Regions from separate parts of the Homo sapiens genome. Here region 2 is linked to region 1. The links are chromatin contacts, found by Hi-C or POLR2A ChIA-PET in ENCODE. All regions are on one chromosome and are shown on one strand. The core of a region is the stretch at or near the end of the contact, and the rest is flanking DNA. Distances in the headings are between cores, read along the strand shown. Region 1 holds the start of SAFB (scaffold attachment factor B). Region 2 holds the start of SH2D3A (SH2 domain containing 3A).

Region 1 (7,604 bases), core at 2,487-4,986:
CTACCACAGCCCCGAGTCGCCTGGAATTACAGGCACACGCCACTGTGACTGACTCCCAAAAGACTCCTTATTTAAGGACCGCTGACAATCTACAGAGGAAAATGAATAAAGGACAAATACTCCTTCCATCCTCCATTGGAATTCCCAGATACCAAGAAAACAAAACACAGTAGAGAGATCTTGAAAGAAAATGCAAAGCTTCGCTGAAGGCTCCCAGTTCAGAGTGGTTCACAAGTCCAACACACAGACAAGTAAACGAGGCACATTAGCAATGTATTCGTTTTGAAGAAAGCACTTAACATGAAACTTGCTTATGAAATCCTCCATACCTTTGCTAGACCTCTTTGATGTTTTCTTGTTTCCCTCGGAGGTAATTTCAATTTCGTCAGGATTACCACCTTCATCTTCAATTGCCTAAAAAGAAGGGAAAAGTAAAGTTGATCCAAAAAGTCAGCTCACACACTGCTTTCAGAGAGCTCTCAGGTGACAAGGAAACTGTATTTTTAAGATCAAAAAGCTGCTGCCGCCCTCACCACCCAGGACCTGTGGCCCATCCACTCATCTGTTATCTCGCTCTACACTGGAGACCGACTGACGCCACCAGTTCTTAGCTGGGTGGTCCCAGGCAGGTTTACTTAGGTGCTCAGTTTTTGCTTCTTCCTCTGGAACATGCGGCTAATAATAATACAGTACTTACCCTGGAAGGCTGTTGTGAGGACTCTACTAGCCATGAAAAGGAAGCACTCAACAAACAGTAGGCTTATCTGGTTCATCTCCTTCCTAAGCCCAGAAGAACTCAAAAAGGGAAAGGCACACTCTCCATTTCCCCTGACTTTACTCACAAAATACTCTTTAACCCTCCAGGGACTCCCTCCACGCCGTGCCTGTACTCAGTACTGTGTGGACAGAATACTAATGCTCGCTGACTGGGATCCTACTATGTGTTACGCACGAGACCCGTCACGACATGCATGACCTCATCCGATCCCCATCATGTACATTCACAACCGACTCCAGTACCTCATTCTCAACCACTAGGTGATTGTGCCTCATCGGATATTGAATTATAAGAATTTCTTGGCACGCCCAGCCTCCCACCCCAGGACTCTGTCACTCACTTCAACTATGCCCATCCTCAGCACAGTGCCTGGCATCAACTAAGCCATCAGTACCGAACACGTCAATCACGATGACGTCCCTAGAAACTTAGCTTCAGGTCAAGTTTTACTGATAACTTTTCCAGTCTTTACTCTCCAGTCCCATGAGCACAAGTTTTGTTTACATCATTTCATGTACTATGTTTTATCTGCAGAGGTTTGGAAGCCTCCAAGTTTCCCAGGTGGGTAAGTCTGAATTGAGATAGGGCCTGGGGGTTCCACATCTCATCTTTACCAGCAGCAACAAAAATCTCTCCTCTCAGAAGCCAGAAAAGGGACTGAAGTTCTTTCCTGGGATCAAGGAAAAGTACAATCACCAAGTCCCTCACCCTTTTCCCGGGGACAGGCAATTCTGAAACACCACCAGGAGAAGAGAAGCAATGCCCTAGGCAGGTGTCCTGTTTCCCCTTTTTGTTCTTTTGCCCTTCCTGGAAAAATAAACCAAGAAAGGGACACCAACAGGATGACAGAAACGGGAAGAGAATGAGATCAGGAACTCCAGACTGGCTTGGGTGAGTGGCAGACAGGGATATGGGCTGGCGGTATTCGTGTTTTGGGACCACATCTTGAAGAAAATGAAAAGGAGAAGGAAGAAGGAACAAATCTGTGCTCTCAGAGATGACAGCGAGTGATGGGAAGTCTCAGTCACCAGCTTGACAGGAAGATCACAGCAGCTTTTCAGGCCTATGGACCGTCCAGGGAGAAAAAAAGGATAAAGCCTCTTAATTTGGCTTAGCTGATGGGAGGCCCTGGTGGCGGGGCACCACACCTGACCAGCCGCCAATCTCCACTCTCTGCATTTTCTCTGGGTAAATATGTAGATCAGTGGGCTTCCTGCCTTATCTGAGTAAAGAGAATCCATAGTGAAAAGAAACACAAGCTTGAGCTTTTAAAAGGCCCATGTGACTCTGGCCGAGACAACTATCCACCCTTGAGCCCAGGGTTTCTCATCAGGAAAAAAAAAAAAAAAAAAATCCCTACTTCTTCTCATCACCAATTAATAATAAAGCCCTGTGATCTCCGTAGTTCCGGAGTCAGGATGGTGGGATGTGTCAACAGCCCCACTGCCTGCAGGGGCTGGGGGGTGGGCGGCCAGGCGGAGCAACTACAGGGGAGAGGTCCCAGAGTAGCCAGGTGGAAAAAAGGCAGAGAAAAAAAGCTACAGGAATAAGGAAACCGCAGGTGGCTAACCTTTACTTGCCTCTCTGCTTTTCCTAGGGATCCCTTTGAATCCCCCAAGGGAGGCGTTAGAGCCCCCGATCTGCAAATGAGGACTCGTGGTGGCACAGAGAGGAAAAGCGAATCGTGATGGCAACCACACACCGAGTGTTTACATGCGCCAGGCAGCACGCCAAGCCTGCTCCACGCAAACTTATTTAATCCCCAAATCAAAGTCCTATTGCTTTTTTGCTTCTTACAGGAGAAAAAAAAAAAAAAAGAATAGAAAAGAGGACTCAGAAGGGGTTCAAGGTCTCCTATGCCCAAGATCAGGCCACCGAGAGCTGGCAGGGTCCCCAAGTCCAGAGAGACTGACGGAGCTGGGGGAGCCCAGGCTCTGCCCGCCTCCCGGGCAGTTCTGAGGCTGGTTTTAAAGTCCACCCGGGGTCTCCCCTCATTTCACATTTCTGATCACTACCGTCAACACCACTTTTCCTTCCTGCCACGTTACTTCACCGAGCGAGTACCGGCAAACCGTGAAAACTGGATTGTGGTGGGTTTTTTTCTATTTTTCCCTTTGAGTATGTCCTACGGGTGTTTCCTTTGTAAATCAGCCCCGATTCAGGCTGGTCGGTCCCCTGTGGGTCACAAAGCATCTTCCCTGGGGAAACCAAGCAGCCGAATCAGGAATCCCAGGGCCTGGGTTCAAATCCCGACGCTGCCCGTCCTCGGCCGTGTGACCTTGGCCGAGTCCCTTCCCCTCGCCTGGGAAGTGAGGGTTTCAGGGTCTCCCCTCCAGGTACGGAGGAGGGGACGAGACGAGGGGAGAACCCTCCTCTCAGTGGACGATGTCACCCGTCACCGTTTCTCCTGCACGCGTGCCGTTTTTGTGGTTCTCCTGGCCCCATTGCGGCGTTAGGATTTGAACCCAGGCCCAGCCGGCCAAGGAACTCTCTCCGGGGCCTCGGAGGAGCCGGGGGACGCGAGAGCGCCAGGTCCGGCGAGGCCGCGAACGCGGCCGGGGGCGGACGCCAGGGCCCGCGAGCCACCGTCGCGGCCAAGAGGACCCCAGACCCACCCTGTGCCCGCCCTCGGGGCCCCAAATCCACCTTCTTCAGCCGCTCCATCAAAACGCTCTTGTTGCCGCTCGAGTCCACATTCCGTTTCCTCAGCTCCGCCCGCAGATCGATCACTCGCAGGTCGCTGAGGCGCCGCGTCCCGGTCTCTGACGAGGCGGAGCTCAGAGCCGCCGCGCCCGCCGCTCCAGAATCACCTAGGCCTGACAGAGTCTCCGCCATTCCAGGGACCCTGGCTCCGCCGCCCACTTTCCACAGAACCGGGCCGGTTTTATCAGGCTCCTAGCACAAAATGGCGCCGCCTGCGAGGGAACCGCTCCAGTCGCCCCAGCGCGCCTCGCTTCTGCGCAGGCGCACCAAGCGTAGGTTCTAGTATCCCGGTTGCAACTGCACATGCGCAGTGAGAACAACGCGGGGATGTGCGCAGACGCGTTGCGTCTCGTCAGCCTCCCGCCGGGAACTGCCGGGACGCATGCGAGCTGCAGATTCAGCGCTTGCGCGTTGTGCCGGGGAACCCGCGGTTGGTGGACGCGCGAGCGTCCTTGCTGCTAAGTACGCTAGTGGGGGCGGTGCGCGTGCGCGTGCGCGGCCGCAAAGCGGGGCGGGAGGAAACGAGTGCGTTTTCCTCTTAGGCGGCGCCATTTTGTGTTCAGAGCCGCTATAGCTGCCGGCGGTGTGCGACTGAGTCGGTGGCGAAGACGGGAACGCGACGATGGCGGAGACTCTGCCCGGGTCGGGCGACTCGGGCCCTGGCACGGCTTCTCTCGGCCCGGGCGTTGCGGAGACTGGGACGAGGCGGCTCAGCGAGCTGCGGGTGATCGATCTGCGGGCGGAGCTGAAGAAGCGGAACCTGGACACGGGCGGCAACAAGAGCGTCCTGATGGAGCGGCTCAAGAAGGTGAGGCGGCGCGGGGCTCGGGGGTGGCGCAGGAGGCCCGGGCACGCCCCCGCCTGCACCTGTCACCGCGGCTCCCGGACCCGGGGCGCCCTGGGTTCGCCCCGCGTCTTGGCCGACCCCGGTTCGAGGTGTCGGGCACCCAGGGGGCCGGCTGTGTGACCTTGGCCCGTCACCGCTCCTCTCTGTGCCTCCCTTCCTATCCTCTTTCCACCTTTTCTCCTCAAGCGCGCTCAGCGTGCGGTCTTCTCCGCTACCAGGGTGGCCCCGGGACCCCTCCTGGGGCTCCCGATCGAGCCTTGGCTCTGTGACCTTGGGCAGGTGCCTTTCTCTCTGTGCCTCAGTTTCCTCCTCCGGAGAATGGGTGTCTGGCGGACTCCAGAGCATTTACAGGAAAGGGGGCGGTGCTTGTTCTTGCCCCAGGGCTTTGGCCTTTACGAAGCTGTCCACCCGGGTCCCCCAGATCTTCTCGTGGCCGGCCCCTTGTTGTCATTTTGGGTCTGCCTGAGACATCACCTTCCTGAGCGCCCTTCCTAATGCGCTGCCCCACCTCCTTGCCAGCTCATCCTGCGTTTGTGTCGCACCTCGCTGAAAGCAGGGGCTAAATGCAAAATATTAAGGGGTTGGGAATTGTCTGTTTCCGCAACTGGAACAAACAACTTGAGCATAGGGAGGGAGCTTGTGGGTACCCAGTCCTGGACCCGGCAGGTGGCAGGCACTGAGGGACCTGTTGAATCTCCCCAGGCTGGCTGCTGTTCCTCCTCACCAGCGGTGGCCAGCCCTTCACCGAGGCCGGGCCAAGTGCAGCCTCTCTGTTCTAATTTGTCCCATCATATAACTTTAAAGTCGAAGGTTTGGCATTGTCGAGTTGAGTTGCCATTTTGGAACTGGTCCTTGACCCCAATTCTGGAGCTCCTGCTCACAGCCTCCCTCTCCTTTGTCATTTGGACCCAGAGAGACCCAAGTTGTGCGGGGTTCCTCCTCCGCCTTTTGGGCTTGCGGCCCAGATAGCTGACCCGGAGTTGCTCTTTGCAAGGACGGGTTTGCCTTTGTTTCATGGGAGGTTGTTACTTGTAAGGAACAGTGTGTGCCCTGCAGCTCTTAATGATGTTGTAAAACTCATCTCTCCCTAATAGGCGGTTAAAGAAGAGGGGCAAGATCCTGATGAAATTGGCATCGAGTTAGAAGCCACCAGCAAGAAGTCAGCCAAGAGATGTGTTAAAGGTATTGTACATATGCTGCTTGGGGCTTGAGTGTTCAGAGAATTTAGAGAAATGGTGTGTAGTGTGCTCTTCCCGCCTTCTAGGCTGGGAGAATTTCTCTGGTACTCGGTGTCCCTCCACTAAGAGTTAGCTTTGCTCGTCACCACCTAACAGGTAGCTCTGTCAAGGGCACAGGGAGGAGGAAAGAGATGTACAGGTGCCAAGTGCAATTAAAATATACGAAAAACGTTTCAGCTTCTGCCATTGGGATTAAAAGTCAACTAGAGAAAGACAAGCTCTTAAAGCTACTTCTACGGGTCTGAGGAACCAAATGTACCTACTTGGCTTCCTTCCTGGTTCAAAAAATAGGTCTTAACCCAAAGAAAAGGACACCAACCTGAGACCGAATAGAACTCAGCTTTGCTAGGGTCCAAAGTAGATTGTTGGGGTATTTGCACTCAGCCTATTTTTTACTATTACGGTTTTTGAATGTGAAGGTTTAATTCACAGACCGTTAAATTCATCAGGTTAAGGTGTACAATTCAGTGCTTCCTAGTGTATACACAAGGCTCTGCCACCACCACCACCGTCTCCTTCTGGATTTTCATCACCCAAAAAGGAAACCCGGTCCTCATTAGAAGTTAGTCGCCTTACTTTTCTCCCTCCAGCCCCTGGCAACTACTAATCCATGTTCTGTCCGCATAGATTTGCCTATTGTGGACATTTCATGTAGATGGAATTGTACAACATATGGCCATTTGCATCAGCTTTCACGTAGCATAATGCTTAAAGTTCATCTGTGTTGTAACATGTATTGATACTTCATTCCTGTTTATGGCTGATACCAGTTATTTTTGAAAGCATTGAATTCCATAAAACTTTGAAGCTTTGACTATCCCAGTTGGTATTGTTAGGTTTTATGGTGATAAGGATAATATAATTTAGGTTTCCTGTGCAGGGGGCCTGTTTTCTTGGAAAAGTGCTAAATTCAGGCAGTGGAGGATCAGTGCTTAGAAAGTAGAAAGAAATTGTAGCATTTTTAACAATTTCATTTTTTTAATAGCTTTTTCTTCTTAATGTGTTTCATAACACATTAACTGTTTAAAACATGTGCATGTAGTTTGAAAGATTAAATCTTTTAGTTAGGTTGCATAAGAGCTTTAAGTTAAAGTTTAATTTTGACACATGGATGCGTTTTTGCTGTTCTTGTGAGTGTCCGTATTTCACCTAGAAGGCCCAGCCTGAGCACATTCAGAATGTGAGAGACTGGTCTACGCAGGAAATATAGTTTATCTCTTCTGTTTAGGTGTTAACTTATGCATGATGTGAATTTTCTTTTTTTAGTGGTTGGGAAAACTGCTTAACAATAAAGTTTAAAAGTTTTTTATGTAGGTGCTCATTTTAAAACTGTAAAGTTCAAGACTTACTACTCAAAATATCCTTGGCTTTTAGCAGGAATTTAACAGGGATTTTTTTTTTTTTTTTGCGATGGAGTTTTGCTGTTGTTGCCCAGGCTGGAGTGCAGTGGTGCGGTCTTGGCTCACTGCAACCTCCGCCTCCCGGGTTCAAGTGATTCTTGTGCCTCAGCCTCCTGAGTAGCTGCGATTACAGGTGCCCGTCGCCACGCCCAGCTACTTTTTTATATTTTTAGTAGAAACGTGGTTTCACCATCCATGTTGGCCAGGCTGGTCTCGAACTCCTCACCTCAGGTGATCCACCCGCCTGGGCCTCCCAAAGTGCTGGGATTAGAGGCATGAGCCACTGTGCCCGGCCTAGCAGGGATCATTTCTAATGATCTTTGCATCATTAGAAAAACTAAACTTTAGCTGAGTGCTTTGAAGACCTGCCTGAATGTCTAGATTAAAGCTTAGGTGGATTCAAAACTACTTGGAGTTAGTGTTTTGTCAGGAAAGCTTGGATGATAAAGTTCTTCTGTTGCTATAAAAAGGACTTTTGTAGCCTCAGCTCTAGTGAGGGTTAGAAGGGCTTCTGATCCCTTCCCATTCCTTTTTCAGAGAAGTAACCAAGCCCAGAGAGAGCCCAGGTCTTCAGGTGGTGCTCAGGCCCTGCAGGCCTCATCTTCCATCCTGAGCTGGTGATGTTCTCTAGAGGTGTC
Region 2 (7,604 bases), core at 2,095-4,594, 1.1 Mb before region 1:
AGCCTCCCAAGTAGCTGGAACTACAGGCTTGTGCCACTGTGCCTGGCTAATTTTAAATTTTTTTGCAGAGAGGGGCTTTTACTATGTTGCCCAGGCTGGTCTTGAACTCCTGGCCTCAAGCAATCCTCCCACCTCGGCTTCCCAAAGTACTGGGATTACAGACGTGGGCCATGGCACCCGCTCATCATTGTTTCTTTATTGTCTGTTCAAGAATTTATGTTTCTTTGGTTCACTACTGACCCCTCTCTTATGCAGCACCTGACACATAGGCATGCCCCTTAAATACCTGTTGAATGAATAAATAATTGAAAGCTCTATTGACTGCACCTGACATTTATCCCAAATCCATCCCTTTATCACCATGTCCATGGTCACCACCCAAATCCAAGCCACCATCATCCCTCTCCTTATAGACTACAATAGTGTCTTTTTTTTTTTTTTTTTTTGTCTTGCTCTATGGACCAGGCTGGAGTGTAGTGGCGCAATCTCGGCTCATTGCAACCTCTGCCTCCCAGATTCAAGTGATTCTCCTGCCTCAGCCTCCCGAGTAGCTGGGATTATAGGTGTCACCATGCGTGGCTAAATTTTTGTATTTTCAGTAGAGACAGGGTTTCGCCATGTGGCCCAGGCTGGTCTCAAACTCCTGGCCTCAAGTGATCCACCTGCCTCAGCCTCCCAAAGTGCTGGGATTACAGGCACGAGCCACTGTGCCAGGCCCAATAGTGTCTTTCATTAACTCATTCAACAAACATTTACTGGCTTCCCGGCCATTACCTTATCATTAGCTGAAATCATCTTCATGAGATTAGGTCTCTCTGCCCCCATCCCTAGCTTCCACCCCAGTAGAGTGTAAGCAGGCCCTCCCCCGTCCACCTAATACGTGGCCCTCATCATGGAGTTTCTTTTTAAATTATCGTTATTATTATTCTTAGGAGAAAGTTTCACTCTGGTTGCCCAGGCTAGAGTGCAATGGTGCAATCTCTGCCCACAGCAACCTCTGCCTCCCAGGTTCAAGTGATTCTCCTTCCTCAGCCTCCCTAGTAGCCGGGATTACAGGTGCATGCCACCACACACAGCTAATCTGCTCACAGCAACCTCCGCCTCCCAGGTTCAAGTGATTCTCCTTCCTCAGCCTCCCCAGTAGCTGGGATTACAGGTGCATTCCACCACACCCAGCTAATTTTGTATTTAGTGGAGACAGGGTTTCACCATGTTGGTCAGGCTGGTCTGGAACTCCTGACCTCAGGTGATCTGCCCACCTCGGCCTCCCAAAGTGCTGGGCCCTCTTTTTAAATTATTATAACCACGAGGAGGCGCTAGACCCCTTCCCTGAACATGCCCCTACCCTCTGACTGTACCAATACCAGACCGGTGAGGGATAAGGAAGAAACTTTCTTCCCCTCTTGAGCCTGGAGTCTCTTCCATATTTGCCAGGGCCAGTCGGGGGAGCCCAGTCTGGAAATTCCCTGCTTTGCAACCTACAGGCATCAAAACTTTTCATCCCCAAGCATCGTTGGCCCTCTAGGCCTCAATTTCCTCATCTGTAAAATGGTGGGTGAGTAACTTTCACCGCAAAGCAGCATCGTGGAGAAAGTGGGCATGCGAAGATTGAAAAGGAGGCAGACAGGATAAAGCTCCAGAGCTCCGGGTTTGAATTTCGCCTCTACCACTTACAAGCCAGGTTAACTTGGGCAAATGGTTTAGTTGCCCTGTGCCTCAGTTTCTCCATCTGGAAAATGGAAGTGATGAAAATACTACCTACCACCCTTACAGGGTGGTCTGTTTGAAAATTAAAATAGAGGCCTCATGCCTGTAACCCCAGCACTTTGGGAGGCCGAGGCAGGTGGATCACATGAGGTCAGGAGTTTGAGACCAGTCTGGCCGAGACCCCATCTCTACTAAAAATACAAAAATTAGCCTGTAATCCCAGCTACTCGGGAGTCTACAGCCGGAGAATCGCTTGAACCGGGGAGGTGGAGGTTGCAGTGAGCTGAGACTGCTGCCACTGCACTCCAGTCTGGGCAACGAGAGTGAAACTCCATCTCAAAAAATAAAATAAAATAAAATAAAGGCAAGTTGACAGAACAGCCCTTGTGTACAGTAAGTGCTCAATAAATGTTAGCTGCTGCTACTGCTTTTAAGACTGTGGTTACTGGGGCCAAGCACAGTGGTTCATGCTTGCTTGTAATCTCAGCGCTCTGGGAGGCCAAGGCAGGAAGTTCGCATGAGCCCAGGAGTTCCAGAGCCTGGGCAGCATAGTAAGACGCCACATCTACAAAAAATAAAATAAAATCAGCTGGGTGTGGTGGTGTGCACCTTTAGTCTCAGCTGCTTGGAAGGCTGAAGCGGGAGGATAGCTTAAGCCCAGGAGGTTGAGGCTACAGTGAGCTATGATCACCACTGCACTCCGGCCTGGGCAATATAGCAAGACCCTGTCTCTACAAGACAAGACTGATGTTAATATGAGGAACTCATCAATAAACGTGGCCAAAGAGTCCTCTCTCTTGCACTAGGTCCCTGTCACCTTTTCTCTTGTTCGTCTCCAGGCATCACGATGGAAGTCCCCCCCACCCTTCTTCCCACCTGGGAAACCACCTGAATGATTTGCCTTCCACCTCCACCAAAGTCCCGCCCCGCTCCAGCGTGCTGTCACTGAAGGAAGCTGTCGCGTTTTCCCGGACGTCTCTCCACAAAACCCGCCACCTAAATGGGGCTTCTTTCCGGAAAATCCGGGAGGGCGGTCTGGAGGAAGCGTACCCCTCCTTACGTCACAGCTGCCGCAGCTACCCCAGCCTGGCGTAAGAGCCCGAGGGAGTTGCCCTGCCCTGACCCGGAGCCTTGGCGGGGAGGGGAGAGAGGCACCCCACTCCACCCCGCCCTGGTCCCAAAGGGCCATGGGTGCTTGGGGCCGCCTGGGTGGAAGGGAGGGGCAGGGTTCTAAGGGGCGGGAACGTTGGGATGAAATTTCTTCTATTGCCCTAAGGGGCGGGGCTGAGAAGGAGGTGGCTGCGGGTGGGCGTAGTCATTCGGCGGTGGTCGTGGCTATATACAAGGGGAGGGGCCACTGGCAGGAAAGGATGCGTGGTGCTCCCCTAGTGGGCGGGGTCTATGGAGAAAGCGGTGCGATGCAGAAGGAGGCGTGGCTAGTAGCAAAAAAAATGGTTTTAAGGGGGCGGAGCAAGGGCCTGGGAAGTTAGTTTGAGGCGGGGCCCGCAGGGGGCGGGGTCTGCAGGAGGTGTGGTCAGGTAACTGGGCTGAGTTCCCACTAGGTGTGGTCTGGGAAGGCTGGGGCGGTGGCAAGGTGGAGGGCGGGGGTGACAGCAGCCCGGAGCCGCGGAGCCTCAGCTTCCGCCTGGACCCAGCCTCGTGGGAGCCCCGCGGGTCCTGCCCAGGTGAGTGGAGCCCCAGGGCAGATCCAGAACCAGGATTATTGGGATGGGGAGTCCTCTCTTTCCAGGTGGGGTCACCGGCTCGCAGGGAGGATCTGGGGTAGAAGAGGTCGCCTCGCGAATGAGAGGGTCGCTGTGCGTTACGCGTGTCGGTGTGCTCGGGCTCACCTGGGCGTGCCTCTCTAAGTGTATTTCCTGTGCAGCACAGAAAGCCATTGTTTCCATTTTTGCCTGAGTGATCCTCTTAAACGGCGAATCAGATCGGGCCCCTCCTTCACTTAAAACCCTTGGGTCATAGAGATTAAAATTCAAAGTCCACTAGTTTTTGCCTAGTCTCTCCTCCTGATCTCTCCAACCTCATTGCCCTCCTATCTACTCCTTCCTCATCGTATTCCGGCTACACCAGCCGCCTTGATGATGTAAAATGTAAAAAGCAAGTCCATCTCAGCTCCAGGCCTTTACCCTTACTGTACCCCTCACCCAGGCGACTCCTCCAAATCTTTGCCTAACTGCCTCCTTCTGTACTGAGGTCTCAGTTCCAATGTCACTTTATAGGAGAGGCTGTCCTGTCCAGCCTCCTCTATCACATCTCCCTGGCTTATCACTTTCATTGATAACTCTTAGAAATGGTCTGTCTTCTCCATTCATCTTGTGCTCGTTTGCAGTCTGTCTTGCGCAGCCGACTGCAAGCTCTGGAGGGCAGGGTGGTGCCGAGCTTTAATCTCCTTAGTCACTGTATCTCTAGGTCCTAGAACAGAGCCTGGTGCACAGCAAGTGCTCCAGCAATGGTCGTCCAACGTCAAAAGCGAGTCCTGCCTACATCTGTGTTTGTGTTGCCTGTGCTGGTGGTTCCCACCCTCCACGTCCTCCCCACACGTGGACACATGTTTATGATCCAACTGGAACATGAATAATCCCCTCTCTCCTCTCTCTATGCTTGGTCTGATTCCTGATTCTGCCCGTTTCTTCTCTTCCGTGCCCGAATAAATGATCCCAAAGGACTCAGAGGCAGGAGATGGCTTAGTTGGCCTTTGGCTGACCTATGGCCACCCTGTGTCCTCAAACTAACCAGAACCTTGCCATTGACTCAACTTCACTCTCACTAAGGGAGACACAAGACAGGAACTTGGGGTTGGGAAACTCTGCGACCGAGGCTAGCCCTGGTCCAGGTGACAAACAGGAAGTGCGCAGGCATTGCAAAGACACACCTGGCTTCAGGTATGCGGCACTGGCAGCTGGCTCCCTGCCCAGCGCTCCTCCCCTAAAGCCACCTAGGGCTGGTCTGGGAACTTCCTGCTGACTCAGGAGGCAGGAATTTCTCTGCAGACCCCACCAGAAGACTTTGCAGGGCTGCAGGGAGAGCTTGCAGGAGAGTAAGAAGCAGATTATCTTCTTCTGGACCATCCAGAGAAATCTCCCCCACCAGACACCTGAGACACACTGGCCCTGAGGCCTGTGAGATTATCGGGAAACTACCAAAATGTCTGAGATCCAAATTCAATCATCATGATAACCACATGTATGGGCTCCGAAATAGAAGGATCTGCAAAGGCAACATTGCTGTTTGCTGACATTGCTACAAAATGTGACCTTTTAAAAATCTTAACCCTGGGGTTACATTCTTTTTTTTTTTTTTTTTTTTGAGACGGAGTCTTGCTCTGTCACCCAGGCTGGAGTGCAGTGGTGTGATCTCGGTTCACTGCAGGGTCTGCCTCCTGGATTCAAGCGATTCTCTCTCCTCAGCCTCCTGAGTAGCTGGGACTACAGGCACACGCCACCATGCCTGGCTAATTTTTGTATTTTTAGTAGAGACGGGGTTTCACTGTGTTGACCAGGCTGGTCTCAAACTCCTGACCTCAGATGATCCACCCACCTCTGCCTCCCAAAGTGCTAGGATTACAAGAGTGAGCCACCGCGCCTGGCCCCCAGCGTTGCATTCTAAAGCAAAGAATAGGGGTTAGATCTGCACCTATCCTGAGAACCTCTGAGTGTGCGCATAGGTTGCCGAGAAGCCATGGATGTTTGTAAGTTAAATTCCCCCTGACTGGGATGTTTTTTCACCCAGAGTCACCTGGCACACTCCCCAGAATTCCTTCCAGACTTTACTCAATGAGACCTTTCCTGGTCACATGATCAAAAATGTTCACCCAGCCTGGGCAACGTGGCAAGACCCAATCTCTACATATATATTTAAAAATTAGCCAGGCACAGCCAGACGCAGTGGCTCATGCTGGTAATCCCAGTGCTTTGGGAGGCTGAGGAGGGTGGATCACCTGAGGTCAGGAGTTCGAGACCAGCCTGGCCAACATGGAGAAACCCCATCTCTATTAAAAATATTTTAAAAATTAGCCAGGCATGGTGGCACACACCTGTAGTCCCAGCTACTGAGGAGGCCGATGCACGAGAATTGCTTGAAACCAGCAGGCGGAAGTTGCAATGAACTGAGATCATGCCACTGCACTCCAGCCTGGGCAACAGAGTGAGACTTGATCTCAAAAAAAAAAAAAAAAAAAAAAATTAGCCAGGTACAGTGGCCCACGCTCATAGTCCCAGCTACTCAGAAGGATGAGGTGGGAGAATCACTTGAGCCCAGGAGGTCAAGGCCGCAATGAGCTGTGATTGCACCACTGCAGTCCAGCCTGGGCAATAAAGCAAGACTCTGTCTCAAAAAAAAAAGAGTGTTCACCCTAGCACCTGTACTTTCATTATATCCCATCCATGGTTTAGTTTTTTTGTCTAGCACTCACTCATGTATGCCATCATCTAGTTCTTTTCTGAGGTGCTGCTCCCCAGTAGAATGTCAGCTCCCAAGGACAGAGATTTCCATCTGTTTTGTTCAATGCTATGTCTCTAGGGCCTAGAACAGAGCCTGGGACCCCATAAGGTGCTGAATAAATAGGGGTTCAGTGAATTCATTAATTACATTTCTGCAAGATGGGGTGGCATGTTGTCATCTTCAGCCATTTTTTTTTTCTTCGATTGCATTATATTTGGAACAGGCACGATGGTGACATCTGTAATCCCAACTACTTGGGAGGCTGAGGCTAGAGGATTCCTTGAGCCCAGGAATTCAAGGCTAAAGTGTGCTATGATCACACCTGTGAATAGCACTGCACTCCAGCCTGGGCAACACATAAGACCTCTCTCTTTAAATGTAAAAAAAAAAGTCTGCGTGCAGTGGCTTATGCCTGTAATCCCAGCACTTTGGGAGGCTGAGGCAGGTGGATCACCTGAGGTCAGGAGTTCAAGACCAGCCTGGCGAACACAGTGAAACCCTGTCTCTACTACAAATATAAAAAAAGAAAAAACATTAGCTGGGTGTGGTGGTGCATGCCTGTAATCCCAGCTACTTGGGAGGCTGAGGCAGGAGAATCGCTTGAATCTGGGAGGCAGAGGTTGCAGTGAGCCAAGATCGCACCATTGCACTCCAGCCTGGGTGATAGAATGAGACTCTGTCTCAAAAAAAAAAAAAAAAAAAAAAAAAGATTTGATGGAGCTGTCTCCAAAATTAAGAAGAGGATGAAAGGAGCTGACCCAGACACTCAAGCAGGGCTAATTATTCCCCTTTTACAGATGTGGAAGACTGAGGCCTGTTGAAAGTGCAGAGCTCAGCCCTGGCACCCTCTGTTCCCAAGAGCTCCATGCAGGTGCCACAGGATGGAGAAGACCTTGCTGGCCAACCTTGGTACCACGGCCTCCTGTCCCGCCAGGTACCACCCACAGCAGGACCTCAGCACCATCTGGTGGGGAGCCTCTCCCACCCTTGCTGAGGATTCCTGGGTCCCTGGATGAGGGACTTAGTGCCAAGGTCTATTGGGACAGGTGGCAGAGGGCTGGGGACTGTCTTGAAGGTTGGCTGGCTGGGGACTGTCACTATATTTAAATTATCACTTTCTTTGGGATGATGAGATTGGTGATGGAGCTTAAGGAGAGTCCTAATGCCCCCAAACTACTCTTGGCTCTGGCCGTCTCTCCCTCTGAACTCCATCTACCTCCTGGTATTTCCCTCTAAATGTGAGGCTCCCAAGCCAGGCATGGTGGCTCACGCCTGTAATCCCAACAGTTTGAAAGGCCGAGGTGGGCGGATCACTTGAAGTCAGGAGTTCAAGACCAGCCTGGCCAACATTGTGAAACCCCATCTCTAATAAAAATACAAAAATTAGCCAGACATGGTGGTATGCGCCTGTAGTCTCAGCTACTTGGGAGGCTGAGGCA

What was found. A loop is a pair of places that touch in the nucleus more often than their neighbours do. ChIA-PET counts read pairs that join two places held with the same protein, here RNA polymerase II (POLR2A). Pooled maps may share reads with other maps.
Region 2: a pooled map shows a loop between it and region 1 (5-fold over the local background). The contact joins the promoter of SH2D3A here to the promoter of SAFB in region 1. A Hi-C loop is called at or near these places in 6 of 50 pooled maps. POLR2A ChIA-PET finds 5 or more read pairs at or near these places in 2 of 52 experiments (AG04449 and activated CD4-positive, alpha-beta T cell).

What each region holds. Positions count from the first base shown.
Region 1 is chr19:5,619,215-5,626,818 of GRCh38, reverse strand. SAFB (scaffold attachment factor B) reads right to left here and starts at 3,736. Exons shown (of 21, transcript NM_001201338.2): 1 at 3,425-3,736; 2 at 330-414. The coding sequence starts at 3,613. It overlaps SAFB2 (scaffold attachment factor B2), which reads left to right and starts at 4,043. Exons shown (of 21, transcript NM_014649.3): 1 at 4,043-4,289; 2 at 5,423-5,510. The coding sequence starts at 4,104. RefSeq lists enhancers at 2,574-3,305, 3,306-4,038, 3,959-4,298, 4,772-5,504 and silencers at 3,279-3,328, 4,299-4,418, 5,423-5,643.
Region 2 is chr19:6,763,175-6,770,778 of GRCh38, reverse strand. SH2D3A (SH2 domain containing 3A) reads left to right here and starts at 3,344. Exons shown (of 10, transcript NM_005490.3): 1 at 3,344-3,392; 2 at 6,963-7,099. The coding sequence starts at 7,031. RefSeq lists a silencer at 2,806-2,865 and an enhancer at 4,954-5,854.